2 separate regions of the Mus musculus genome follow, and region 1 is linked to region 2. A link is a contact called in ENCODE POLR2A ChIA-PET data. All regions are on one chromosome and are shown on one strand. The core of a region is the stretch at or near the end of the contact, and the rest is flanking DNA. Distances in the headings are between cores, read along the strand shown. Region 1 holds the start of Hsp90ab1 (heat shock protein 90 alpha (cytosolic), class B member 1). Region 2 holds the start of Cdc5l (cell division cycle 5-like (S. pombe)).

Region 1 (4,015 bases), core at 1,046-3,545, 140 kb after region 2:
TTTATAGAATACAACGTCTAAGGTTTCCCCACAATGTAGCCTGCTGCCTCACCATGGTCTGCCCGGACGGTGAAGGAGCCACCCGCAGACGACTCCCAGGCATACTGCTCATCATCATTGTGCTTCGTGATCACAACCACTTTCTCTGCAACTAGATAGGCCGAGTAGAATCCGACACCAAACTGCCCGATCATGGAGATGTCTGCACCAGCCTGCAAAGGGTTTGAAGTAAAGAGGATCAGCAACATGGTTCTTGGCCAAGTATAACCATCTGCTGCGCAAGGTAACAATCAGTTCAATGTCCAGAGATCTAGGGGTCAAAGCTGTCCTGACCAACCACTTGTACTTTTTTTCTAATAAGTGTCCTAATATGTAATACCCTAGACAGACAAATTTTAACTTAAGCAGTAACAAATTAGAGGACGGTGTGGATGAAAGGCCACACACCTGGAGAGCCTCCATGAACGCCTTCGTGCCAGACTTAGCAATGGTTCCCAGGTTATTAATGAGGTCAGCCTTGGTCATGCCAATGCCTGTGTCCACCAAAGTCAGCGTGCGCTCCTGAGGGTTGGGGATGATGTCAATTTTCAGCTCTTTCCCACTGTCCAACTTAGAAGGGTCCGTCAGGCTCTCATATCGAATCTTGTCCAGGGCCTGTAGTAAACGCAAAAAGCCAGATTATTTTATTTTTCCAAACAGTCCCTCCCCCTTCAACATCAACTGAACTGTTCTTCTCAATCACTCCCACACACACACACACTTCCGTGAAGCCTTAGAAATTCAACAACAGAATACTCACATCTGAAGCATTAGAGATCAACTCGCGGAGGAAAATCTCCTTGTTTGAATAGAAAGTGTTGATGATGAGGGACATGAGCTGGGCAATTTCTGCCTGAAAGGCAAAGGTCTCCACCTCCTCCTCTCCATGGTGCACTTCCTCAGGCATCTAAGAATGAAAGAATTACTACTAAGGACCATTATAGACACACATTTTAATATCCAGCTCAAACTTCTTTAGTCTGGGAAAGTATCCAACCCAAAGAGACAAGAGCAGCCATTTTCTTTAAAAAAGGACATTTAAGCTACAATGGCCAAGACAAAAATGACAGAAAAAAACCTAAAAGATGGGTTTTCCAGAACAGATGCCCAAAAGTCAAACTCTTGAACATTGGCATGTTCAGTGCATAGCTCACTGACTCTGAACAGAACACCTGGCAATATGGTAAAAATCCAGACTAAGTTAACAATACATAAAAAAGAACCTCAAGCAACCCCTGGTACTCACACCCCTTAACTACAATCTCCTCATTGGGGTGAGGAACAACTTTAACAGAAAAAGCAGTCTTTTTTAATTTTTATTTTATTCCACCCAGCAGGGCAAGAGAACCTTGAAGCTGTAGTCTGGGAGGCGCTCACGGGGCAATTAAATCAGGACAAAGAAATCAAGAGCTCCACCGTGACCACTCACTGTGCAGACTTGCATAGGCCGGAACCCAAGTAAAATGGTGGCCCAGCCGTCCAACGACCCTCGTCACTGCCGGACATGCGTCGGCAGGAGCCACACGGGGAGGGGGCGCCATTGAAACCCTCCCACCGCCCCAGCATCCGGGCACTGGGGCGGGGCGCCCAGGCTTCCAGAACAATCTGAGCTCCGGGGAGGGGAGGAGAAAGGGAGGGACCTAGGAATCTTCTCGTGCCTGCTCTGTCTCTCCTCCCCCGCCCTCCACTGGGAGGGCAGAAAGATCTGGAAAGGGAAAGCGCGGTGGGTTCCGGCGTCCCTGCTGTGCACCCCTCCCCAAAATCAAGCACGTTGGTACCGGCGGCGTCCGGGGGAGGCAGCCAGGCCAACCTCCCCAGGCCTTGCTGAGTCACGCAGAGCAGCCCGCCACCGCGCGGACCCTGCAGCCGCGCCCGGAAGTGGAGGGCAAACATGGCAGCGTCCCGGGTCGGCGACTACCACGTGCGGCCGCCCACCACCTGGCCGGGCCGCACCCCCACCCCACGCTCCGGGGAATCCACCCGCCCCGGGGAGCCTCGCGTGCAAGCCCGCCGGGGTACAGCCCGAACCTCTAACCTCTAGACACGTTATCTCCACAGGCTGCCCCGCCGGGGAAGGAGGCTTTGGGACAGATGAGATGGAGGCTGGGACCCCGGGAAGAAGCCCCCGGAGAGCCGCCGGGGACGAGAGACCCCGGCCTTACCTTGACGGGAAAGCCGAGTAGTAGTACAGAGCAGGGTGGTGGGCCCGGACCAAGTCCGACTCGCACGGCAAGCCTAGGCTGCGCGGGGGTGACTCAAGAGAGCTCCCGAACGCCCCCGACCGCCCTATATAAGGCGAAGCACAGCCCGGGCCCCGCCCTTGGATCCCTCCGCCTTAAAGGAGTGGCTGCGGGCCACGCACCTGCCGCCGCCCGCCCACCTTGACGTCATGGTAGCAGATCGTGGAGGGGGCGGGGAGGAGCGGGACCCCGGGCCTGGTTCCTGAGTCAAGGCCAATTCAATATCGTTTTGCACATCCCCCATTTCTGCAGGAGTAGGACATGTCCCCCCTCAAGATGAGCAGGGAGCATGCATATGCAATTAGGGATGTATCTGCGGGCGAATACCCTACGGACTGCCTCAGAAAACTCAAGGTAGGCGCTTCCACCCCCCCACCCCCCAAGAGTCCAGAACTCAGGGGACTGAAAGAGAATGGAGGTGGCCAACTCGGCTGCCATTTCCAGACCCGATCTTACTAGAATGTTCCCTACAAATCGCACATCAAGAGAAAAGGATGATAAATTCCTTGTCCAACTTTAAGGAGGCCCCCGATTCCCCCATCCCCACCCTCCCGGGTACAGCACAGCTTCAGGCTGGGAGCCGCTTTCCCCGAGGGGAGGGGCACGGGCCTGGGCTGGTAGGGACTCTTTGGCGGCCTGCGGCGGAAGGATCAGCAGCGGTGGTGCTGCGATTTCTTCCAGCAGTTTCTAGGCCTGTCTCGGCGGTCTCCACCCCTCCCCCCTAGGCTCCACCTCCCCTGCTGCGGCGGGGGCAGTGTCTTCGTCGCCGCTTGGCTGGGTGGCTTTTTTTTTTTTTTTTTTTCCCCTACCTTGATCTTACCCTGGGAAGAAATTTTCCCCAAGTCTGCCTACCGTGGGCCAGGGTTGAACGACCCTCCACGCGTGGCCCTAAGAGGCCCACATAACAGTGGGGGAGTGGAGCGCAGAGGGAGGGATAGCTGACCTGGATCGGTCACAGGGCACGGGGGCTGTGGGGGTGAGTGACTGCGGACACCTTCTAGTGAACAGAGAACCGAGCTAGCAGCTTGCGCTACTGGGTAGAACACTCCCCACCCCTCAGCCTCCCCGGTCTCCCACGTACACAGCGCGCGGGTACGTGCGCCCTCCCTATGTGAGCACAAGCTGTTTCTCAAGCTGGTTTCGCTTCTCTAGCCTCTTCCCTACTGCATGCAGCTCTTTGGACCTAGAGAGGAGCAGGTCCCAGTCTTTTCAGAGAAGCTGGAGTTCTAGGCATCCGCATGAAGGTGCTGGTCACAGGTTGGCCCAGTTCCAGGAGCCAGAAAACCAAGTTGTGCCAGTGCCTCTGTTCTAAAGGTGGCCTGCCATGTCCTTCAGCTGGCAATCTAGCCTTGCCTTTTTCCAAGGCTGCATCTGGAAGCTTGTTGGACTGATGAGCCCTCCAGTAGAGGATGGGCACTCAGTGCTCTGCTATCTTAGCTCATGCTGGCTTGTGTCCCCACACCACCGCCCACACCTTTGTTCCCGGTGCTTGCCTGCAGTCTGTCTAATGTGCATTCATTGTTAAACAGTAGTTGCTTTCTCCTTGCCTCTGTCTACTTCGTCTGTTATCATCCCATCCTGCACTGTCTGTTAGCCTCTCCTTAATTCTGTGTGTGTGTGTGTGTGTGTGTGTGTGTGTGTGTGTGTGTGTGTGTGAAGCCCATAAAGAAATCAATATATGAGGAGACACTGGGTAGGATTGCTCAGAAGGCCCTAGGGTGTTGCATTGATTCCTA
Region 2 (4,031 bases), core at 616-3,115:
GGTAGCATACCCACCTAGCATACTTTAAGTCCTGGATTAGATTCCCATAAGACTTTACACATGACAGTACACACCTCTTATGCCAGAACAGGAGAGGTAGAAGCAGGAGGATCAGATGTTAAGGGTCACTCTCATCTACATAGCAAGTTCAAAGTCAATCTAAGCTACATAAGACCCTATCTCAGACAGACAGACATCGACACACAGACACACACACACACTCTGCTGGGTTTTGGCCATTATAGAGGAATCCTGATGTTACTTGATTTTGTGACTCTGCTTCTTCCTCAGAAGCCAACTCTTCTAGTTTAAATTGTCTTAGTGCATGCAAGTCCCTTTTCAGTGCCTCCATTTGTAACTTTGGTAAAGTTTTTCAAAACTTCAACGCATCTTCAACCAAATACATACAACAGGTACCTATCCTACAAGATTCATTCCCAAACATCACCAAGAAACCTGCTTCATACTAGAATGCCAAAGCCTGGTCCTACTATACTGCTGTCTGATGAAGACAACAGCAACTCATTTTTTTTACTGAAAGCCTACTAATGTACCCAGCTGCGTTCACAATGTTCCAAACTGGCAACTCGTTTCAAGAGCTTAAATACAATTATTTATTTGTCTTATAAAAATGAGTAATCTGAGGCTCTCAGAAGTAACTCAGCCGGAGCCACACAAAAGTGCTTGTGAAAACAAAGCTGTAGTAAATGAAAAATAGGTGCCACCAAACCACTAAACAACTAACTCTCAACGGGACGACCAACGAATGGGCCAGGAGGACTCTAAGAAGTGTTCTCAGCTAAGTTTGGAGCATGTTCAGAAAGATGCCAAAGCAATAAGGAGCTATCTCAAGAACGCACAAGACAGACGGAAAGGTGCTCATACATTCGGCGCACTCGATTAAATGCACGTTAACTTAATTTCTATTTTACTTCCTTCCTTCTGCTGTTCCGCTCACCGTGACATAATCTACAACATTTCTGGACGCAAACACCACCGTAGGTAAGTTTGTCCTAACTGGCTTCTATCCCGGCAAGGGTGGCGTGACTGGAAAGGTAAGAGAAAGGACCCAGGTCCTAAGATAAGCAGAGAGGTGCAGACGTAAACGGGCAGCCTGTCCGGCTGTAAAGAAGTCACGGAAAAAACAAAGTTGCAGCCACAACGGCTTCTAACAGAGCGAAGCGCTGTGCACGAGCTGAGATCGAAAGGAGCTGGAGAAACACCAGGCTCCGGGGGAGGTCCGGTCGGCGGCCACCGGGCTGCAGAAGACACCGAGGGGGCGCGTCCCTAACTGATCAAATAAGTGATCAAGGGCCTAGCAAATGCCAAGCGAGGAGCGCCGGGCGACAAGTCGCGACCTCGCCCCCGGGGTGAGCCAGGTGACCCGAGCCCGCACCCATGCACCGCGAGGGTCCCCGGGGTCCGCGCAGTCGCCGCCCCGCACCGCAGACCCCCGCGGGACAGCCACGGCTCCCGGAGCTTCCCCGCGCGTGCGCACACGCTACCAGAGCCGGCGGAGGGCTGCGGACGGCGGGAAAAGCTGCCTCACCTCCGTGTTCCTCCACACTCCCCCTTTGATCATAATCCGGGGCATCTTAGCGGCAGAGTGTCCCGGCAAGGGAGCCGAGGAGAGCTTCGAGAAAGTAGTAACGGCGCTCCGGGCACGGGACGCAAAAGGCCACTTCCTCCCAAGAGCGACCTTCTGCTTTGAAGAGCTCTGCGCAGGCGCGGCGTGGGCAGCCCCGGGAAATCTCGCGAGATCTTAGCGGCCGAAGGCAAAAGACGCGGGCGGCCAGGCTGCAACCTTAAGACTGATGGAGACTAATCAAACCGCAGGTGCCAAGGCGCCCGACGTGTCGCGCGCAGGTCCGAGACTAGGGTGAAGGAAAACAAAACTCTCGCGAGATGCCAGAGTTGGAACTTGACCGGGAACGCAGTGAAGGGATTGGTCCTGACGTCACGCGGAGGGCAGTGCCGGGGGTGGGGAATAAATGTGAGGGGTGTGGCGTTCCTCAGCACGCTTGGTCCCCAGGGAGCGCTGTTTGTTTGTTTGTTTGCTTGTTTGTTTGTCTGTTTGTTTAACGGAGCGCTGCGCTGGGCATCCCGGCGACCGACGAGGACTTCGCTGAGTCCTCGGGGAGATGCAAACGAGTCCGTTCTCTTTCTAGGAGCTCCAACTCGCAGCGCCAAGCGCCGAGGATGCCGGACGGACTCAAGATCCTAACTCTAACCTGAGGGACTGAGCGACTGCTCGCCCCAAAGTGTTCGCTCTCCTTCCTGGAAGAGCCACAAGGGGTTCGAGGCGACGCCCTAGGGACCCTTGGGAAGCGTCACGTCAGCCGCTTTCCCTCATCCCTCGCTGTTGGGTGTCTGTGGAACAAACTCGGTGAGTTGCGGGAGTCTCGCCCCTGGAATCCGGGGTCGTCCTCTGAAGAGTGGAACAAACAACTTGTTCATCAAATCAGAGGGCGGCTGCGAGTCCACAAAGTCTCGGTGAAGTGGAAATTGTCAGACTCTCTGCCATCTCCTCTCTCTTTTCCCACGCAGATTTCTCCACTATTCCAGAGCAATTAATTACTTGGTGTCACCCCAGGTCCCTAGGGAAAGATTTTATTCCGTGCATAGCGGCTCTGGTTTGTTGTCACTGTTCATGCTTCCGTTTGCCCCTTCTAGAAGACATGACGGATTTTCCGATTCGATTTTTGTTACGATTTTTTTCCTTGAAATAGGAAATTGTATCAAAATATCACTGCTTTCAGTTGAGAGGGAGGTAGTGTAGTGTTATGAAGAACACTTGGGTTTAGTGACCTACAATCTCATTTCACTCCTGTCATCTGACAGGATGACAGGTTAACAAGCCATTTTCTGCCTCTGGTACTCTTTGCAATGCTCTCTTGTAAAGATGTGTAACCATTACCTCCTGCCAACATCACTTAGTTGTATGGTTTTTATCCCACACACCCAGGTCACACACCATTTGGTTGACCAGATCAAAGCAAATCTGAACACTCCTCTCTGGGGATCTTAACGCTAGGATCCAAAAGAGGTCAGTGTTTCTGCTAGCTGATAAGCCTCTAACCTACCAATTGTGTGGCACCTAACAATTGTATTTTGAACTACATGGTCCCTGGATCTAGAACATTCCCAAGTCGTAACTACTTCCATATCCCCCTTTTGGATTTAGTCATTGAAGTTAGCTTTCCATTATTTGTAATCGAGAGGCCTAATAAATCCACAGTTGAACCAGTCCTCTTTCACATAGGCTATTCCAAAGGATCATGACAGTGACTTCTTCCACTCAACATTCTGTCATCTTTATGCTAACTTTAAAAAAGGTATCTCTTCCTTAAAACATGTTAATGTCACCTGCTAGAAAATTGTTACAAAGGATTGGTATTTTGACAACAGAACATACTTCATCAACCTATTGAGATCTATCCTTGTCTGTGGTGTGGATTCAAGTCAGATGCTCCAATATTGCCCCTTTTATTATGTGAATTAGTCCTCCAAGTGCCATGTAGGCCCCTCTCTGCACAGCAGCCCTGGCAACTGTCTTTGAACATAGGTGGTGTGTCCTTAGGATGCAGTATCTGAGATTAGCGCCCCATATCCAGAAACAAAGAGATAGGTTCCACATCTTCCTCACTCAGCCAACATACATTTTCCCAAATGTCCCTCAGAAAGTCAGTTGCATGGGAAACTCTATAAATACATGTTTCATGATTACTTCACTTCAAACAAACAAAAAAAGACCCCACATTTCCCATCCTCTACTTTACCAAAATGAAAGCCAATAAGAACTTGTAAAATGAGGAAGTCTCTTTTTCCCTGTTGTGAGTTGAAATACATCTCCAAGTGGATACATTCCCATCCTAACTCTTGGTACCTATACATGTGAACTCATTTGGAAATATTGTGGAGTCTTCACAGATGTGATTGGGTTAAGATGAGACCATACTAGTGTGAACTCTCCAGCCAGCTATCTAAGGAAAGTGGTGTGTACTTTTAATTCTGAGCCATTCACCACAGTT

What was found. ChIA-PET counts read pairs that join two places held with the same protein, here RNA polymerase II (POLR2A).
Region 1: POLR2A ChIA-PET joins it to region 2 with 16 read pairs in embryonic stem cell. The contact joins the promoter of Hsp90ab1 here to the promoter of Cdc5l in region 2. POLR2A ChIA-PET finds 5 or more read pairs at or near these places in 4 of 5 experiments (Patski and embryonic stem cell).

The regions. Positions count from the first base shown.
Region 1 is chr17:45,570,966-45,574,980 of GRCm38, forward strand. It overlaps Hsp90ab1 (heat shock protein 90 alpha (cytosolic), class B member 1), which reads right to left and starts at 2,296. Exons shown (of 11, transcript NM_008302.3): 1 at 2,202-2,296; 2 at 800-946; 3 at 448-654; 4 at 53-212. The coding sequence starts at 946. Gm35399 (a long non-coding RNA gene) reads left to right here and starts at 2,350. Exons shown (of 2, transcript XR_385595.1): 1 at 2,350-2,431; 2 at 2,532-3,825.
Region 2 is chr17:45,431,842-45,435,872 of GRCm38, forward strand. Cdc5l (cell division cycle 5-like (S. pombe)) reads right to left here and starts at 1,866. Exons shown (of 16, transcript NM_152810.2): 1 at 1,550-1,866. The coding sequence starts at 1,594. It overlaps B230354K17Rik (RIKEN cDNA B230354K17 gene), which reads left to right and starts at 1,990. Exons shown (of 3, transcript NR_130961.1): 1 at 1,990-2,386.